Linked DNA regions of Homo sapiens: all the other regions are linked to region 2. A link is a loop called in an ENCODE intact Hi-C map of the cell type or tissue named here. Cell type or tissue: PC-9. All regions are shown on one strand. Each heading gives the region's core, and the rest is flanking DNA. Links, peaks and the distances in the headings are about the cores only.

Evidence for each region. Hi-C counts contacts between places; a loop is a spot of excess contacts. Peaks named below come from ENCODE experiments on the same cell type or tissue, not always from the same donor. Only the 100,000 strongest peaks of a DNase experiment are listed, where the experiment ranks them.
Region 1: it touches region 2 in a loop (4-fold over the local background); 6 of 110 quality-filtered maps call a loop at or near these places.
Region 3: it touches region 2 in a loop (8-fold over the local background); 11 of 110 quality-filtered maps call a loop at or near these places.

The regions. Positions count from the first base shown.
Region 1 is chr3:190,881,490-190,887,707 of GRCh38, reverse strand. No RefSeq gene overlaps it. Among named protein-coding and RNA genes, the nearest start is that of SNAR-I, 6.7 kb to the right of the region's middle. In PC-9, for the core only: CTCF peaks have their summits at 3,081 and 3,286 (motif pointing left); a DNase peak (open chromatin) is centred at 3,297.
Region 2 is chr3:191,235,885-191,242,102 of GRCh38, reverse strand. All of the region lies in intron 3 of OSTN (osteocrin), which reads right to left. Among named protein-coding and RNA genes, the nearest start is that of OSTN-AS1, 4.4 kb to the right of the region's middle. In PC-9, for the core only: no CTCF peak of the experiment used is centred there; DNase peaks (open chromatin) are centred at 3,542, 4,432 and 4,882; H3K4me3 peaks cover 871 bases; H3K27ac peaks cover 2,500 bases.
Region 3 is chr3:192,441,634-192,447,851 of GRCh38, reverse strand. The region is part of intron 2 of FGF12 (fibroblast growth factor 12); the gene reads left to right. Among named protein-coding and RNA genes, the nearest start is that of FGF12-AS2, 70 kb to the left of the region's middle. In PC-9, for the core only: CTCF peaks have their summits at 2,965 and 3,165 (motif pointing right); a DNase peak (open chromatin) is centred at 3,171.

The DNA of each region.
Region 1 (6,218 bases), core at 2,229-4,728, 350 kb after region 2:
ATCAAGAAGAAAATGTCATTAAAAATGAAGTTAAGTAGAATAACTGAAAATTATATTGATACTTAATGTATTACAGGAAGTTGAATTAGAAGTTGATGGGGATTTCTAAATTGGAGTTCCCATTAATATTATTACCAGTAATACTAATTGAGATTTCAATATTTCAGGAAGTTTTATGAATTATACATTCTTCTGTTGATAATATTGAATGAAGCTGTCAGAACATTAAGTATGGTAAAAATTCGAACAACAAACCATCATGTATTAAATGCCTACCGTGCTCCAAGAAGAGCGATAAGCATCGTATAAATTGCCACTCTAAAAAAAATTTCTATCTAAAGCATAAAGTGGTTTAAACAGATAAATGCGTCATTTAATCAGTATGTCAAGACATTTCTTATTTTTTTTGCAACTTATAATTTGTCAAGACTTTTCACATTGTTTTATTCATTTGTCACTGTTGTGGACGAAAAAAATGTCTTACTTCCTCTTCTCTTTATACATCTGCCTTAGCCCATAGAGAAGGACATTTCCGCCTACTCTCCTTTCTTCACTCCCTTGTTGGTTTCTGCCCACAGAAAGAGGAGTTGATCATTTGCCTGTTCTGAACATGAGTCATCTGCTCAGGTTTTGCTGCTAGACAAGGTTTATTTTCCGTAAAAAGCAGGCAAACGCCCTGCTTTATCTTTTACTTTCTGCACTCTCAGGTGCTGCAATTTTTTTTTGTGCTACCTGCTCCTGTGTATAAAGCTCACCTAGTCATCAGCTGTCAGTGTGTACCCTTGCAATATAGCCACTACTTCATTCTCTCAGTTCCATTCATACTACAAGGTAAGATAGAGCAGCCATACATGCTTATGTAATAGTTGAATAAATGGACTTGGGAGTTTGCTCCATAAAAGTAGCCATTTTAACATCAAAGACATCTCACTGAGATATCCAGTCAAGTGCATTCCTTTATCATATTTTACCAGAAAATAATCCCCTGCATTGGGGATTATTAGATAAACACCCAAATTCACACACACACACTCACACACACATACTCATGCACACACACAGACTTTTCTCACTGATGTATTCTTGTGTGTCTGTGGATGCTGCATACGCTCCCTTAACAGGTACATTCAGAGCAGAAGAAATGAATTATATATTATGAATTAAAAAACCCAAGTCCAGAGGTCTTGGTATTTGACCAAGATGAAACTATTAGTAAAAAGCAGATCTAGGATTTAAATACAGATCTTCTCAGTTTATTTTTAGTATTCTTTCACCTGCCCTATAATTTTTCACACAGGCATATAATTAGTTAAATTTGAGTAATCAAAATGTATGTAGCATTTTTCCTTCAATAGAATATTTGCCATATTTGTATTCATTAATAACTCAATCTAAAATATGTTATTTGTTTTACTAACACCAAGTAATATATGAACTATGTGAATTTCATGAAAAAATAGTGCTCCAAATTAGAGAAACAGCATTTTGAGAGTAAGAGTAAGAGCAAGAGAGAGAGGGAGAAGAAATTAAATGCTTAAACATAATTAGCATACCTGAATAGGAAAAGAGATACTACCAATTAAGTCAGTTGGCTTGTCATCTTATGTTCCCATATCAGAACTTTGATAGGTCAGAAAAGACATAGAAAGAGAACAAATAAAGAATAACACTCAGTAAATGGATCAAAACTATACCTATCCCAACCTTGAAATCTTTTAGTCTTAAAAGTCAGCTGAGAGTCTCATGTAAAAGAGGATGAGTTTCCAGTAAAAATCCTTGAGGCTTCTGAATAAAGTGAACACACTGTGAGATAACAAATGGAATATCTAATACTAGAGAATAAAGAGTTAATAAAATAATAGAGAAAACAAGTATTTAAAATGCAGATATAAATATTCTCAAAAATTTAAACATGTTGAAAAACAAGAAGCAAGAATCAATTGGAGACACTGGTTGTCGCAAATACATATGGCTGGAATAAGAAAGAACCTTGGCTGGGCGCGGTGGCTCACGCCTGTAATCCCAGCTCTTTAGGAGGCTGAGGCAAGTGGATCATCTGAGGTCAGGAGTTCAAGAACAAACTGGCCAACATGTTGAAACCCTGTCTCTGCTAAAAAATACAAAAATTAGCTGGGCGTGGTGGTGGGCGCCTGGAATTCCAGCTACTCAGGAGGCTGAGGCAGGAAGAATTGCTTGAACCCAGAGGCGGAGGTTGCAGTGAGCCAAGATTGTGCCACTGCACTCCAGCCTGGGTGACAGAGTGATACTCCGTTTCAAAAACAGACAAACAAACAAATAAACAAATAAATAAATAAAACTAACCTGAAAGTATTAGCTGACTAAAAGAATGGATACAGCCTAATTAAAAAAATGGAGGTTAGGAAGAGACTTAGTAACACTCCCATAATAGAAATACCAGAAATAAAGAAAGAGAATAAAAAAGAGGCAATGAATGAAAAGAATAACTCAGAATTCATTATAATTAAAGCCATAAAAGCTCAGACTGAAAAGTTATGTACGATTTCAATCCTTCAAGAGACGAACATTCCTGCACCTAAAGACACACTGAAATATAAAAGTATTAAAGATATTATCTAAGAGATCCCCAAAGAATAAGCAAATAGTCTACAAAGGAAGCAAAGAATCAAAGTCATGTTAACTCTTCTTAATCTAAGAATATATTCACTGTTTTCATAATTTAACAAATAATAGTAATAAAAATGCAAATTAACTTCTCATCTCAAACTACATTATTCTTAGGATGATGAATAGATGTTTATTTGTTCTTCACAAACTTCCCAATCCTGATTTCCTTGAAATTTAATAAATAAGTTTATAATAACTTTATTGTTAAACAGGTCGTTGTCAAATTGCATTTGTCTACTTTCTAAAACATATTCTTAGAAAGTACACAGGGGCATCATAACTCTGTTTTACAATATCATCAAGCAGAGAATTATCTCAGTTGAGAATGATGGCTTTTAAAAAGAATCCTACTCTCATAATTGTACTTATTTTCCATTGGTTTCTAAATGTGCTTCCCTATATTTTCATAAATTTAAAGATAGAGGACAAAAACTTCAAGACCTGGTTGGTATTTAAAGCGAATTAAGTTAGCTTCATGCTACAGAGTCATAATAATACAAAATTCTAGAATTACTGCAACATTTATTTCTTTTACATTAAATTAAAAGGAGAAATTACATTTTTCAATCAGAATGTGTATTGCGATAAAGGGACATTTATTCCTTACTTCAGTCTAAACGTATTAGAAAAGTCTCCCAGAAGCTCCCTCTAGCGTCTGAAGGATGCAACAGCTCACTGGCAAAGGATTTGTGAGACAAACAGATGTGAGAATTTTAGTGTCTAAAATGTATGGCTCAAAGAGCATGGAGATCATCAACTCCAACACGCATTCTTCTTACAAATGGGAAAACTAAAGGTCCAGAGAGAATGCTTTGTCTAAGCTTACGCTGTTAGTGGTAGATCAAGTAGAAGTCAGGTCTCCTGGCTTCTAGTCCACAGAGCATTCCATTCTACTCTGTAGACTTGGATTTGGAATAAACAGGCCCAGAGCAGAATAAAAGCAGAAAATTTTAAGAAAATGAGATTTTTTTTAATTGAAGAATGTAAGGGATGAGGAAACAGTCATTGGGATAAAGGAGGAAACAACGAGGTTAACATTAATGAAAAGGGCTAGGGAATCATAGTTATATGTTTAAAGAACAGGAACCCAGGGCGGGCGCGGTGGCTCACGCCTGTAATCCCAGCACTTTGGGAGGCCGAGGCAGGCGGATCACGAGGTCAGGAGATCGAGACCATCCTGGCTAACACGGTGAAACCCCGTCTCTAGTAAAAAGACAAAATAAAATAAAATAAAATAAAATAAAATAAAACATAAAATAAAAAATTAGCTGGGTGTTGGCGCGTGCATGTAGTCCCAGCTGCTCGGGAGGCTGAGGCAGGAGACTCGCTTGAACGCGGGAGGCGGAGGTTGCAGTGAGCCGAGATCGCGCCATTGCACTCCGGTCTGGGTGACAAAGTGAGACTCCGTCTCAAAAAAGAAAGAGAAAGAAAAAGAAAGAAAGAAAGAAGGAAAGAAAGAAAGAAAGAAAGAAAGAGAAAAAGAAAGAAAGAGAACCCAGAGACAGGGTGATTAAGATGATGAGTTAAAATTTACCATACTTGAGAGCTTATTGATAGATGATTGGAAATATTCTTAAATTGAACATTTGCAAAACTATGAATTTTATTTGTGGGTCTTAAGATCACTAATGAAGTTTAGCTACTAATTCCCCACTTATTAAAATCTATTACTTAACTATTATTCTCTTCTTGTCACCTGTCTCAGTAGAGATTGCTGACAATGCAGAACATGAAAATGCCAAAGCAAAACAATAAACCTTGATTTCCTGCCCTATCCTAGTTCATGATAATGGACTGGCAGCGGGGTCGTTAGTTAAAACAGCCATGATATATTATCCTTAAATAGTGTGTGCAACTTTTGTTCTCCTCATCCTTCTCCCAGAGCGCACAAAGGACAATGCCTCTCTAGAGAAATCTCCAAGAATGAGCTACCTTTAGAAACACAAACTGCAAACAGCCTCATAGCTTTATCCTTAGGTATGTGGCTTTTGTCTTCATACCGTTTCTGGGAATTAGTTTGTAAAAAATAAATTCAACTATTTCTTTTTAATGAGTATTGAATGTGAGAGCGCGCTGTATGTATAGAGAGGTACATCAAACAGGTCATAGTCTGATGGGGAAAACAGGAAGGTACAGAAGTGGGAAATATTGTTTCTAGTACCTTTCAATTCTCAGAACTTTTTACATCTTAGCAATTGTGGAATGTGATGCTGAATGCTCTGGAGATATTATTACCAAATACATACTGTCAGGTACTAAGGATACTTGATACATGAGCTACTGTTCACCAACAATACCAGTGTAGGAGGTGAGTGAATAAGGAAGATATAGCTGCAGTGGAACTCTAACAAATAAAAACGTGTTAGACAAGAAGCTTCCACATGGAATAATGCAGTGTGAGCACTGAATTTTAAAAAGTGTTGAGTATGCTGGGGAATTGCAAGTAAGTAGATGAGAATTTCTGAGTTTCTATGCTACATCATTTTATGGAATGAAATAACAAAACTCCTCAAGGCTGGCTTGTTTACTCATTAATTGAGCTGTTTCTTGCCAGACAAAAATGGTAGAGATTTGGCGATAAATTTCTGCTAAGTCACTTTGAAAAATGAGAGGACTTCATAGTAATTTAGTTCTTTTTTATTTTCAATTTTCACAATCATCATCATAAATAAAGACAAATACCTAATAAGCTAAAATATATTGAGAATCAAACTTGTGCAATGTTCTACAATTAGTGTTTTTACCAACGTCAATCACGTTTTATTTTTGCAGAAAACTTTTAACTCTGAGGCAATACTATATAACCAATAACATAAGAGAAACAGCCAAAGCATCAGCACATTCCACAAAAATCTTCATCACATCGTTTGGCAAGTTTCTGTATCTAAAATAATATATAAAATACATGATTCCTTGTTTTTTATGTGAAACATTAAAGTAAACTTAGAGAGCTATACTTAAGAAAGTTTTATAAATCTGATGGAAATATCATTGAATCTAAAATGTTGGGGAAGACGTAAGTGCTGTAAAAATGTTCCAGTAATGAACAAGAAGTTGGAGGCTTCATGAAATTGGACAATAGTTCAGTACAGGGAACTATGGTAGAAGACTAGATGCAAAAAGAGATCTAAGTTCCAATAGCAATTTTACATATATGTATATATAAATATGCATATATATGCGTGTATATATATATACGCATATATATGTGTGTATATATATATACGCATATATATGTATATACACACATACATATATATAAAATCTCTAAGGCATGTTATTAAAGCACTAATTAGACTAAATCAAGTTGATGGTTTTCACCCCTCACCACAACTTCCGTTTCTTCTTCTCATACCCAGGAGTATTCAACTGCTCATGTGAGAGCCTCAAGTCCAGAAAATTATTCAACAAATTACTACTCCAAAAGGTTGTCTAAAGTGAATCGGAGACTATTTTCTAGAGAAAGAGATCCAAATACATTGTAGTAGCTTTGGGATACCTTTCACAATATCACCTTATCCAATTATCTGGCAATAATCCATTAGCTATCACTTTTTTCACTTACTGTGCTT
Region 2 (6,218 bases), core at 2,516-5,015:
CTTCAATTTGTTAACTCCATTAATTGATTTTCAAAGTAAATTAAGCTTATATTGTATTTTTGTGATAAACAACATGATAATGGTATTTTTTTTTAAATACATTGCTATTTGTTTTGCTATTTTTTTTGGTAGGAATTTTCTATCTGTAGTCATTAATGAGGCTGTCCTACAATTTTCTTTTCTTGTTCTCTCCATATGTGGTTTTGGTGTTTAGATAATGTTATTCTCATTAAATGAGTTGAGAATTGCACCTTCTTTTTGGTTATCCTTCTGTTATTTATTTAATCACATTGTAGTTTGAGAACATGTTTTGTATGATAACCATGCCTTTAAAACTTGTAAGGCTTATGTTACAGAATAGCACTTCGTTGAAAATTTCCATGTCTAGATGTTGTTTGATTGTTCTTAATAGGTGTTTCGGGTGTCATTAAAACTTTTTTTCCTTCCATTTGTTGGATACAATAACTTTTAATGATCCTGTTTATAGTTTCGAGTTCCAAGAAAAGAAACTTGGAATCAGAGTGTGGAAAATGTTCCTTAAAATCAATAGTCTGATTTCACTACTACAACTTAAAGGGGCACTAAAATGCTAGTCCTCCTTTAAGAAAGGCACAGAGCTGGCCAGGCGCGTTGGCTCACGCCTGTAATCCCAGCGCTTTGGGAGGCCGAGGCGGGTGGATCACGAGGTCAGGAGATCGAGACCATCCTGGCTAACATAGTGAAACCCCGTCTCTACTAAAAATACAAAAAAAATTAGCCGGGCGTGCTGGCGAGCGCCTGTATTCCCATCTACTCGGTAGGTAGGCTGAGCCAGGAGAATGGCGTGAACCCGGGAGGCGGAACTTGCAGTAAGCCGAGATCGCGCCACTGCACTCCAGCCTGGGCGACAGAGCAAGGCTCCGTCTCAAAAAAAAAAAAAAAAAAAAAAAAAAAAAGTCAAGGCACAGAGCTCCACCAACTTTGAGTTCTATCCAAAATGAGAGAAAACAGAAATAGCTAAAAAAGAATGTTCTTTCAAATAGTTCAGTAATTTAGATTAGTAAAACAGGGAAGTTAATTATTATAGTATAAACCTTACATGAGTGTACTAGCCAGGCTCCAAGGTGGAACCCAATAATTCTACCATTATGTAGTCTCCTTCCACATTGAATAGGGCTGACTTCTCTAATCAATAGACTATTGTGGAAATGACACTGTTGGAAGTAATGAAAGCTATTGCAGCTTCTGCCTCACTTTGTTGGATCACTTATTCCGGCGGCAGCTGGCTGCCATTTCCTAAGTGCATGCTAACAACCCTTTAGAGAGGTTTACATGGCAAAGAGCTAAGGCCTCTCGCCAACAGCCAGTGAGGAACAGAGACTTCCTGCCTTCAGCCAAGTGAGTGGGCCATTTTGGAAGTGAATACTCCAGCCTCAGTATAACTTTCAGATAACTGAAGCCCTGGCCAACATTTTCACTGTAACCTTGAGAGAGACCCTGAGCTGGAAAAAAATGAGTCAAGCTTTTCCTGGATTTCCGATGCACAAAAAGTGTGTGAGAACAAAAATGTTTATTGTCGTCAATTTTAGGTAATTGTTGCATAGCAATAGATATCTAATACCATGAGATTCACAGTGCTCTGAGATTCCGTGAGAGAAGAGACCACACCCAATTTGGGGGTTCTAGAAAAAACTTAGAAAACTTAGGAAAAACTTAAGGAGCATGTAGAAAAAATAAATGATCATCCATGAATCCTGCAATCTTGGTTACTGCAATTTAAAATTAAAATGCAAAACTAAAATGTTTACATTAGGATAGATATCACTATATACAACCTTGGAAGGACTGACATGTGAGAACAGACCAAGCTGAAGGACTTGGCAAGAACCTGTGAAGGATGAGAAGGAAAATAATCAAAGTGTACAAAACCATGTTAAAATTTAAATTCAAATTCCAGAATGATAGGATGAAGGAGCACATTAAATCTGAATGGTGATATGGTTTTAAGGAACCAAAACATAATGGCTTTTTTTCTCAATTCTACATTCAGAAACAGTAGAGAAATAAAATATGAGTGATCAATGTATAGTAAACAAAATGTCATTTTTATTGCTGATCAAGCTGAACATAAAGTGTGTCTTTACATCTGAATTTCACAGGGCTTCCTGTTGTTTTCTCCCTGTATTAGACAGACTTTTATAACTAGTCATTGTTTTCCAATAAAAAGAGGAAGCAAGCCGATAACCTGAACAGGCTCAACTACTCCTCCCAAACTGACCAATCAGAGAAGTGGCCATTCCTTCCCTGGGAAGGAGTGAATAAAAGGCTGGGCAAAAGCCAATTTTTTTCCTAACAGGAGTTCCTTCACATAGAGGACAGAAACAATTGGTTACCACTTAATAAATGGGGTAGTTTTGAATAACAAAAGAAAGTGCTAATTCACTTAGCAGAAAGTTTACTTTTGACTTCTAGGATTCTGTCTCAAAAGTGATAATTCACTTTTCAACAGATTCTGCTCAATTTATGATGAAGGTGCTGATTAGGCATAATGTCAGCTTCTGATGTATTATCTCAAGGAATTAGCCACATGGACAGGCATTCAGAAAGAAACCATGAGTACTGGAATCACATAATGAGATTTAAGTGACTGTACTGGCATGTTTAATTTGAAAATGGCTGTAGATGAGGCAGGAAAATAGGGTCTAGAGGCAGGGAACATAAGTCAGATTCACATTTCAGCTATGACAGAAAATATCCTCTCCATAGCGCATGCCCAGTATGTGACTTTGTAACTTTATTTCATCCCTTCACAGGGCATACACCAAGTAACCAATGGAATCCTCTAGAGGGTATTTAAAACCCCTCAAAATTCCATAACAGGGCCCTTGGGCCCCTTTGCTCAGGCCCGCTCCCACACTATGGAGTGTACTTTCATTTGCAATAAATTTCTGCATTTGTCACTTCATTCTTTCCTTGTTTCATCCTTTCCTTGCTTTGTTTGTGCGTTTTGTTTAATTCTTTGTTCAAGACGCCGAGAACCTGGACACCCTCACCAGTAATATAGAGTTTATCGTATAAGGCAGAGAGGATCTCCATTTACTTGGCTCATGAACCTTGAGAAGCGAATGAAACTTTTAAAACTTCTGTTCAGCAAATGTATTCATACAAAAATATCCTGTAGAATGTTCTTTTGAGGGTTAGGGTCTGTAATATACTTTGCAAAGCCTATATATGGAATCAGGTATTATCCCTTTTGGGAGAAAGTTTTAAAGCTTCATACATAAATTGGGTTGGGAGAAAAGGTAAAAGGACTGTCCCATCCTATGGTCTTGAGCTGAGCTGAGAAGAGGACTGCAGTAAAGAACAGTCACTGGCAACAATGGCCCAAGATCATTATGCTCAAAGGCATTTCCCACTGTGTAAGAAGGCAGCATTTAAAAGGGCGGCACACTCTTGTGAAAGAACATGGAATCTCCTCAAATCACTACCCCAAAGGGAAAGTTAAGTTCGGGAACTGAGTCAATACTACTGCCTTCCTTTTGTTTCTAAACTGATAGCTGTAATTCCACAACGCTGTATCACAGCCTCGTTTCCTCTACTCCCTCTTTTCACATGTTTACTTTATCTTATGTAAACTGTAGATTTACTGAGCATGAGAGAATGCATAATTGACTTTTCCCTCTACTTCCTCTTGTCATATGTAAAATGTAGATTTACTGAGGCTAATCAGAGCCTCACAAGAATGGAAGCATCTGCCTCACTGCCTGCCCTTTCTGCATTTTTCCCCCTCCTGCATGCTCTTTCCCCTTGAAAACACCCTTTGGAAAAAGCACAGGTCACAGGTGCTCCTGTGACTTGGATTTTTTTCCCCGCAAGTATCTTCAACTTTGGCCAAATATACCTCTGTTGATTGAGAAATGCCTCAGTCACATTTTGATTAACACTGTATCCCTTTTTTGTGTTTCCCACACCTGAAATGGAGCTCATTTTCAACTATGTCCTCTGGAGATGACCAAATAAGAGCTAAAAAAGAAAAGCATAAACCTTGAGATGCCGCGATTGGCTCAGTTCTGTGGCATTTCTTCACAACAAATTAGAAAGAAAATAAAATGTTAGACTTTTTACCTTAATCTTTGGGATTTTTGTCAAGAAGGGCAATCATATCTGACAAATTGAATCTGGCATTGCTATTCTCAACTTTAGCCTGAACCTGTTGTTACAGTGCATAGAGCTGTACTGGGGCATGAACAGGAACGGGGCAGAAGAGGGCCCCCACATCCCACCAGGAAAGTCAGGTGACCATAGGTGATGGTCAGGCATTTGTCACACTGCCTCTCTAAAATAATAATTGGTCACAGCCAGCACCAGGGAAAGGCAGTTTCTCTATAGATCAGAAATATCTGAAACTGGTGATTGGCATCTTCCTGATAAGATCTCAGGTGTTGGGTGAGTTTGCTCAAGCATGCGCTTTAAGAGGTCAAAAGGTGGCATTTAACTGGTACATGACCTTCTAGGGGCATTCCACTGAAAGAAGGATGCCAGGTGCTGGAAGCAGGCCAGCATATAATACCCTAAGGCCAAGGTCAAATGGGGCACTTGACCTCCAAGATGCCTGCTTGGCCTTCTTCCAAGTGTACTTCACTTTTCATTCCTGCTCTAAAGCTTTTTAATAAACTTCCACCCCACTCTAAAACTTGCCTAGCTTTCTTCTTCTGCTTTATGCCCCTCAGTCAAAGTCTTTCTTCTAAGGAGGCAAGAATTGAGATAGCTGCAGTCCCGTTAGGATAGAAATCCATATATCATGGATACAGTAATTCTAAAACTATTCATTTAATGCATATATTCTAAGTGAATCTCACTGTTCCTGGCCTTTGACAAATATCTTATTCACACAGAACTTTAATTTCTTTGTAGAAAGTCGCTTGAGGCAACGCATAATTGACTTTTGCCTCTACATCCTCATTTCACATGTAAAACCTAGATTTACTTAGGCTAATCAGAGCCTCACAAGAATGTCAGCATCTGCCTCACTGCCTGCCCTCCCTGCCATTTTTCCCCTCCTGCTTGCTCTAGCAGCTTTGTAGAAAGCTACTTTCTGCAAAGAAATTAAGTGGAAAGTCACGGCCTTGGAGTTAAACAATCTGGCATGTAATTTATATCAACATAATCTCAGGGAAATCATTTTATCTCTCCGAAAACATAATAAAATGTGGATCCTAATGTCAGAGGCATTTGAACCAGAGTGACTCCATCTTGAATAGGGGCTGGGTAAAAAGAGGCTAAGACTTGCTGGACTGCATTCCCAGAAGGTCAGGCATTTTAGTCAGAGGATGTTTACAGTTAAGAAAACAAGTTAATAATGTTTATGGAAGAGATCCAGGACTTAGCAGGTCCAGAAAATATCCTGATGTCACGATATCTTAAGAACAAAAGTATTCTTAGTTTAAGAGTAAGTTTCACTTTAAAGATAATAATATAAATTATTGTGGAAGACAGTAGTTATACAAAGATTAACAATCCTTTGTCCCAAGCCCTTGTAGTAGCGCACATCTCCCCAAGGATTGTTTTTTTTTTTGCGTTATTATCTTATATATAAACAAGCATTATACCTAAAATGGACGCATTCCTCCTCTTGCTTTTGGGCCCTACTCTCTATGGAGTAGGCATTTTTTTGTTTCTTCATTTCTGTAATAAAATTGCTTTCACTTTACTCTGTGGACTTGCCTTAAATTCTTTCTTGTGTGACATCCAAGAACCCTCTCTTGGGGTCTGGTTCGGGACCCCTTTCTGGTAACAATACCTCCTTCTTAGTGTGTGATAGAGATTTTTAAAAAAGAATGTACCAGAATATTAAAATGGGATGCTTTCTATCTCAGTTTTTGGCTGTGGCTTTAAAAGGCTGAGTAAAAAAGAGACAGAAAGAGAGAAAGTATGTGGGAAGTATTTCGTTTTGCATTCCAAAGTGAGGTGCTAGACTTATGTAGTACTTCCAAAGGAGGTTGCTACAAACTTAGTTTTTTCCAACTTCAATCCAATAAAAGGATTCATATTGAATAGCTCAGGAAGGGAGAATTTCTTGGGAGCAAGTTATTGAAAAACAATGGCATTTTCCTTCCTCCTTCATATGGGGAAAGGGCTTTGAGAAAAACACTTCGAGTTTAAAATATGTCCATTGAAGCATGGTGAACCTAATAAAATAGTGTCTATGAAATCTAAAGGGCAAGAAGCTGTGAGAATTG
Region 3 (6,218 bases), core at 2,229-4,728, 1.2 Mb before region 2:
ACTTGATCTGCGTGGTAGCTATGTAAGAGTAGACATTTGTCAGTTTCATAGAGAAAAGATTTGTGTGCTTGATCTATGTAATATTTTCAATAAAACATTTATGGGTAAAACTTAAGTTTTTAAAAATGGGAAAATGATAAGTATACTGTGTAATGGTAAAATGATTTAATGTTAAGTAGTCATTACGTAAGTTTACTAAAAAATTTTACGTGATGAGAAAAGAGTGCTTAGGTTACAGCGTTGAGAGGAAACAGATTAGAGTCCAAGTCTGAATGCACTGTATTATTGCCACTATGTAAACCAAATGTCTAGAAAATTTGTAGAAAAAAATGCATCAAATGTTAGCAGTACTACAGAAATGGGTGATTTTTCTTTTTACTTCACTAAGTTTTTTCAGATTTCCTGCAATAAACGTATAAACACTTTTAATAATCAGCTGTACTAATTATTGAAAAAAAATGAGTATTTGGAGAGCGTCTTCATCTTTAAAGACCCCAATGTTTCCCATTACCTAATGCTCAAGTACTCTAGAAAATGGCACCAATCTGAGTCTGTATCCTGGATTCTCCCTCCTTCTACAAATATTCCCTGTGCCTTGAGCAAATTGGGTTTTCTCTTTTGTTGTTGTTAATTCATTAAACAGTTTTCAAGCATCGGTTATCAGCCAAGCACTCTAGGAACACAGCAACAAATGAGTGGCTGTGATTTCCTTTCCCTTGATTACTATTTCCTCTACTGGGGAAGACAATAAATAAGCGATTGTCTTAAAGACTGATTAGGTTGAAGATGGGAAAAAATTAAGAGTATTAGGAAAGTTTATCTACAAGGGAGATCACATCCAATCTAAAGGTGCAGTATTATTGCTGCTAAAGTTTTGTTTAAGCAAAGACTAAAAAGATGAATAGAAATCTGCCAAATGTAAAAGGACAGGACACGTGATGGTGGACGGGAGTGAGAACGAAGGATTAGGGATCTCAGGAAGACTGAGGAATTGTTGGGAAGTGGTGGAAGAAAATACTGTAGGACAGGAGGGAGGTGAGTCAGAGTTGGATGTTTCAGATGAAGATTTCAGAGGTGGTGTATGTCCATGTTTGCCTTGGATGCGAGTTGTGAGGCAGGATGGAGGAAAATATTATTCAAGGTGAGGATGCCGGTGGTCTGACGGCTGGTGCTGGATGCGTTACACATGTAGATGCTGACCTCACTGGAAAGACAATGGAGAGGAGTAGAAAGGAAAGACCATCTCTGTTTGCTGACTACTGTCAGACTATGCATCTTTAAAGACCCACGGGAAGCAGAACTTCTACGAGGCCATCTGTGAATTGCCCAATTTGATACATGTTGTCATTCTTTTAATTCCATAGCATCTAATGGTTCATTGCATAACTTGGTGCTCAACGAGCATTTGCTTAATTTAATGCTTCCGTGATACATCACTGTTAGAAACGGATGTGTTGAGCTAAATGAACTGTGTGTTTAACCTGCATCTATTGTTATGTTCCAACAGTTCAGGCAAACTGAATTGCCGATTCTGAAAGCAGTTTTGTTGAGAGAATACCAATCTATGTTTTTCACTTGGTATACAGCCATATAGTTTAGAAAGAATTTCCCTGTATTTGTGCTAAAAGGGTAAAACTATAGCTTTTTAAGTAGTCACTTAATGTTTATATTTCTGTTCAGTGTCTGGGTATAGTCTCACTTTTCTGTAGATAAACTTGCAACTTCAAATGACAGGCATGAATTCGAGACAGATGTCTCCCATGTCTGGAATCAAGACAAATTATATCACTTGGCTGTCACAAAGAATGCCTCTTTTGACGTTATGGAGCAATTTGTTTAATGACACAATTGCTAGGCTGTGGAACAGATGACTGTCTCCTTTGTTGCTTAGAATTCCTGGGGCACTGCAGAGAGCCAAGCAGTTGCAAAATGATTGGTGTGTCTGGATAACTCTGCAGTCACGGTGCCTGAGTGGCAGAGGAGAGGAACAACTCTGTTCTACTGGTGGCAGCTGTTCTGCCACTTTAGGGAAGGTGGGAGGTTTGTTTTCTGGTGGCCGTGCTGCCAATCTTTTTGCTTGGCTAATTATTTGAATCCATAGGATTCCAAGAGCAAACTCATAAGAGTTTGGGATGAACTCTTTAAACCTTGCCACGTGCAAAACGCTGCTGCATGTATTCTGAAAGCCCATGGAAAGAGAAGCGTGAGAGACCCCCACCTTTCAGAATTTCTAGGTGAAGATATGGATCTCTGATGAGCTAAAATAGGAAGGTGGAGTAAAACGACCCCTGGATAAGGATGTTCTTGGGGTGAAGGACTCAGGAAAAGGCATCTGTTTGAATTTTCTAGAATAAATTGGGAAAGCTTTCTAGATGAGATGCTCTAGGAAGCTGGGCTATAAAAAACTAGTAATAGTGTAATTTGCAAGAACAATGGCAATTCTATTCCTAAATTGCTTAATTCCTGGATTCAATGAAGAAAGCAGTGGGGTCTCTAACTGGAGCGCACAGTGTGCAAGAGAATCAACTAGATGCTAACCTCAAATGCCCCTTCCTGGGATTCAGCCCCAGAAATTCTAATTCAGTTGATGTTGGGTAGGGCCTAAGAAGCTGCACTTACAACAAAAAAGTATAGGTTATTTCAATGCAAATGTCTATAAATCACACTCCTCTGTGAATTGCTGGTGTTAAATATGAAAAGGTAACTTGTTTTTGCAAAATGGATGGTAGTTTCAAAGATAGAAGAGATTCTTCAGGAAAGATTTAATGGAAGAGTAGTAATTAGTGCTCTGCTTTAAAGCATGGTGGAATTTACTGCCCAGATACTATGTAAATTTTAACTTGAATGCAATCTGCATAATTAGTGCTCTTTTTTCTTTCTTTAAATTTCTGTTACAAATCTTTTATTTAAAGAAGCGAAGCTACTGTTGTCCTTCACCTTAAATTTTACCTGAGGACGGATTCACCGTACAGATATTTCTCCTGCTACTCAGAGAATCCCTAAGATAGAGAATTCATGAATTCAGGCTTCGCTTCACTGACTGGAAGGTGTTCAAGCCATTTAAAAATACAATTCTCTTAAACGTGTTTTGAGAGCTAAGCCGAAACACAGTCTAATTCGCAGAGGGAAGCAATTTCCCTCATGTCCACGAGGTGGCGCTCGCCCACCACTCCTGGCCTCCTGTGCGTAGCAAGCAGGGCTGTGATGGTGTCTAGAAGCTGAGAGAATCTGGGGAGATCCTGTCAGCATTATGGCATAGGCTTGTTTGAATTATTCTTAGAACATAGAATGACAATATACTCTGCTTTTTTCCCCACTGGTTCCAGTCTTGTCTAATGCTGAAGGTCACATTATCTTGTTCCAGAAGCAATGTTAGGATCAATTGGCTAACTAGAAGAAACAAAGACAGTTTCACAGAAAGGCAAGATAAAAAAAAAGACAAAAGGAACAAACAAAGAGGGCTGAGTCAAAAGCATGGAATCCTTCTAATAAACCTACTGAATGGGAAATGTTGGAAGGTGTGAAGAGAGAAGGAAATTGTGGCGGATGATGAATTCAGGTTTGAAAAAAAGTGAGCTCAAATCTTTCTTCTCCTTTTTTCAAGGTCAGCTGTCAAGGTCAGACCGGAGAGAACTGGAGGGGATATGGGTGATGTCACACACTGTGGCAGGCTGGGCGTTGGTTTTAGGGCTTGGCTACGGAACTCAAGGCGGCCAGACTGATGGTCATTTTCCTATTTCTTCCTCACAATCAACTCGTTAAAGTCCATGCAAATGTCTGTGGTTTGGTGAAGAATTATTACTTTATTATGGCACTATAGGGACTTCCGGAACTCTGAGAATCCATGGTCCTGAGTTGAGAGGAGGTCTGTAAGTCCTGGATAAGCCCAGTGCCTGACATTGGGCCAGCATTGCACCTTGCAGCGCCAGTGCTTCTCAGCCACTCTGTTTGAGCTCTCTTGTTGCTACCTGCCCCACCTGCTATTCTCCTGGTTCCCATAAGCTACAGAACCTTGTGTGTGCATCATGGAGCAGAACTTGACCATGATGGGGAATTTCCATCCTGGCTTATTTTGTGTGAAGCAAATAAATAATTGTGAAAAGGGTAAAGCAAAGTCCAAATGAAAATGCAGATTTTGCTGAGCTGGAAATCATCTTTAAATTTTTTTGCTTGTTTTCATAACTTATAAGGTATATTGAGAGACATTTTGAACTCAGGTCTTAACCGAAATGTTATTTTAAATATTGAGCCAAAACAAAATTATTAGCTGTAAGTTTTGAAGCAGAATGCTGATTATGTTGCAACTGCTTTTCAAAATCTTCAATGGCCTGAAAGATACAGTTAAATACTAACCTAGGTATTCAAAGCTCTCCAACAACCTTTCCAGCCCTACTTATTACTACTGTCCTGCAATACTTAAGTTATTTATATTTTTATAAAATATCTATCTTCTATATTATTATCCACATTTAAAATCTGTATGTAAGAGCAGAAAAGAATATTCCATTCTATCACAACTCAGTTGTGGATATAGGAGCTACAGTGACACAATTGTACAAAGCAGTGAAAACCTCACTTAAGGTTATCTCTGAATACTATGATGTTTACGTATTTTCCAAAGAGGATGGATATGCTTGAAAATGTCTGAATTTCTCTGTGTTGTATCAACTGAAATCCAGTCTTCCCAAATAAAACTCCTTCTTTCAGCTTAATCAAAGATCTTGTTAATAAAGATGGAAGACACGGCCGGGCACGGTGACTCACGCCTGTAATCTCAGCACTTTAGGAGGTTGAGGCAAAGTGGATCATGAGGTCAGGAGTTCAAGACCAGCCTGGCCAAGATGGTGAAACCCCGTCTCTACTAAAAATACAAAAAATTAGCCGGGCATGGTGGCAGGCACCTGTAATCCCAGCTACTAGGGAGGCTGAGGCAGGAGAATCGCTTGAACTCGGAGGGCGGAGGTTGCAGTGAGCCGAGACTGCGCCACTGCACTCCATCCTGGGTGACAGAATGAGACTCTGTCTCAAAAAAAAAAAAAAAAAGATAGAATACATGTGGCTCCCATTTCTCTATCTGAAAACAATAACAGGTTCTTTAGCTAGGGCTCATCTCAGTTACCAGGCAGCATTATTTTGGTACCATCTGAATAAAAGAATTCATGTAAATACTGAGATTTTGGGTTTACTGAAGGTTAATTCAGAATTGATTACATACACCAGTGTGATGATATTCACATTTCTTTATCATCTTCTCTCCAAAGAAAAACATGTGTGTAATCTTGACTTCTTTTCTCTGTCCCAGATAGACAGTACATCTGTAACTTGTTTGGGCATCTTCAGATTCTTTTCCCTCTGGCACCTAAAACTTATAGAATCCAACTAGACTCACCAACATCTTAGTCTGTCTTGAGTCTATTATCTTTTCTTTTATAATATTGCTGATTTCACTTAATTGTCTCATGCATTTATTCAATTAATAATCAGTAGATGTCCATACTGTGCCAAGCCCAGTGCTATACTGGAAGCAGCTTTCATCCACAAACCATTGTTTTTCACTATATAGTCAGTGCGCAATGCAGTGTAGTAAACACTGGATATATATCAGCCCAATGAATGCACAGACATACAGAGGTGAACAAGAGACATGTGTTCCCTGCCCACTGAGCTTGAATACAAGGGTCATGTCACAGACTTCTTTGAATCATTCACCTCTGGCAGTTTATTTTGCACTACAGGTCCTCTGTCCTCTGTCTCTAGTTGGTCGTCCTGTGGGCAAAAGAAAGTCTCACTCAACAATGCTCTAATTTTGATCTATATAGTTACTGTAAATCAAAATTAGGCTTCTAAAATGTATGTACAATTGTTGGCATTAAAGTGAGTCAGCAGCAATAGCAGTTTTATTATTGTCGTTCTAAGGGAAACTTAAGCTATAATGAGTTCATCTAACCTAGAGAGTAAAATTCTGGTACAAGTATGGACCTTGGGATTACAAACAGGAAAATTCTGTAATGGATGAAATTGTTCACTGGGAAACCAGGCCAGTCTTTGAGAGGTAATTGGTACCTTTCCGTATCTGCTCACAAGATTCTGGCCTTAGAATTGCTAAGGACTCACTTGTTAAACAATTGTGTTTCCTAAAGTGGAATTTCTCTTGCTATCTCTTGGACAAGAAGAAAATAATCCAGACAATCTTAGGGGTGAAACTAAGTGCTGACGTT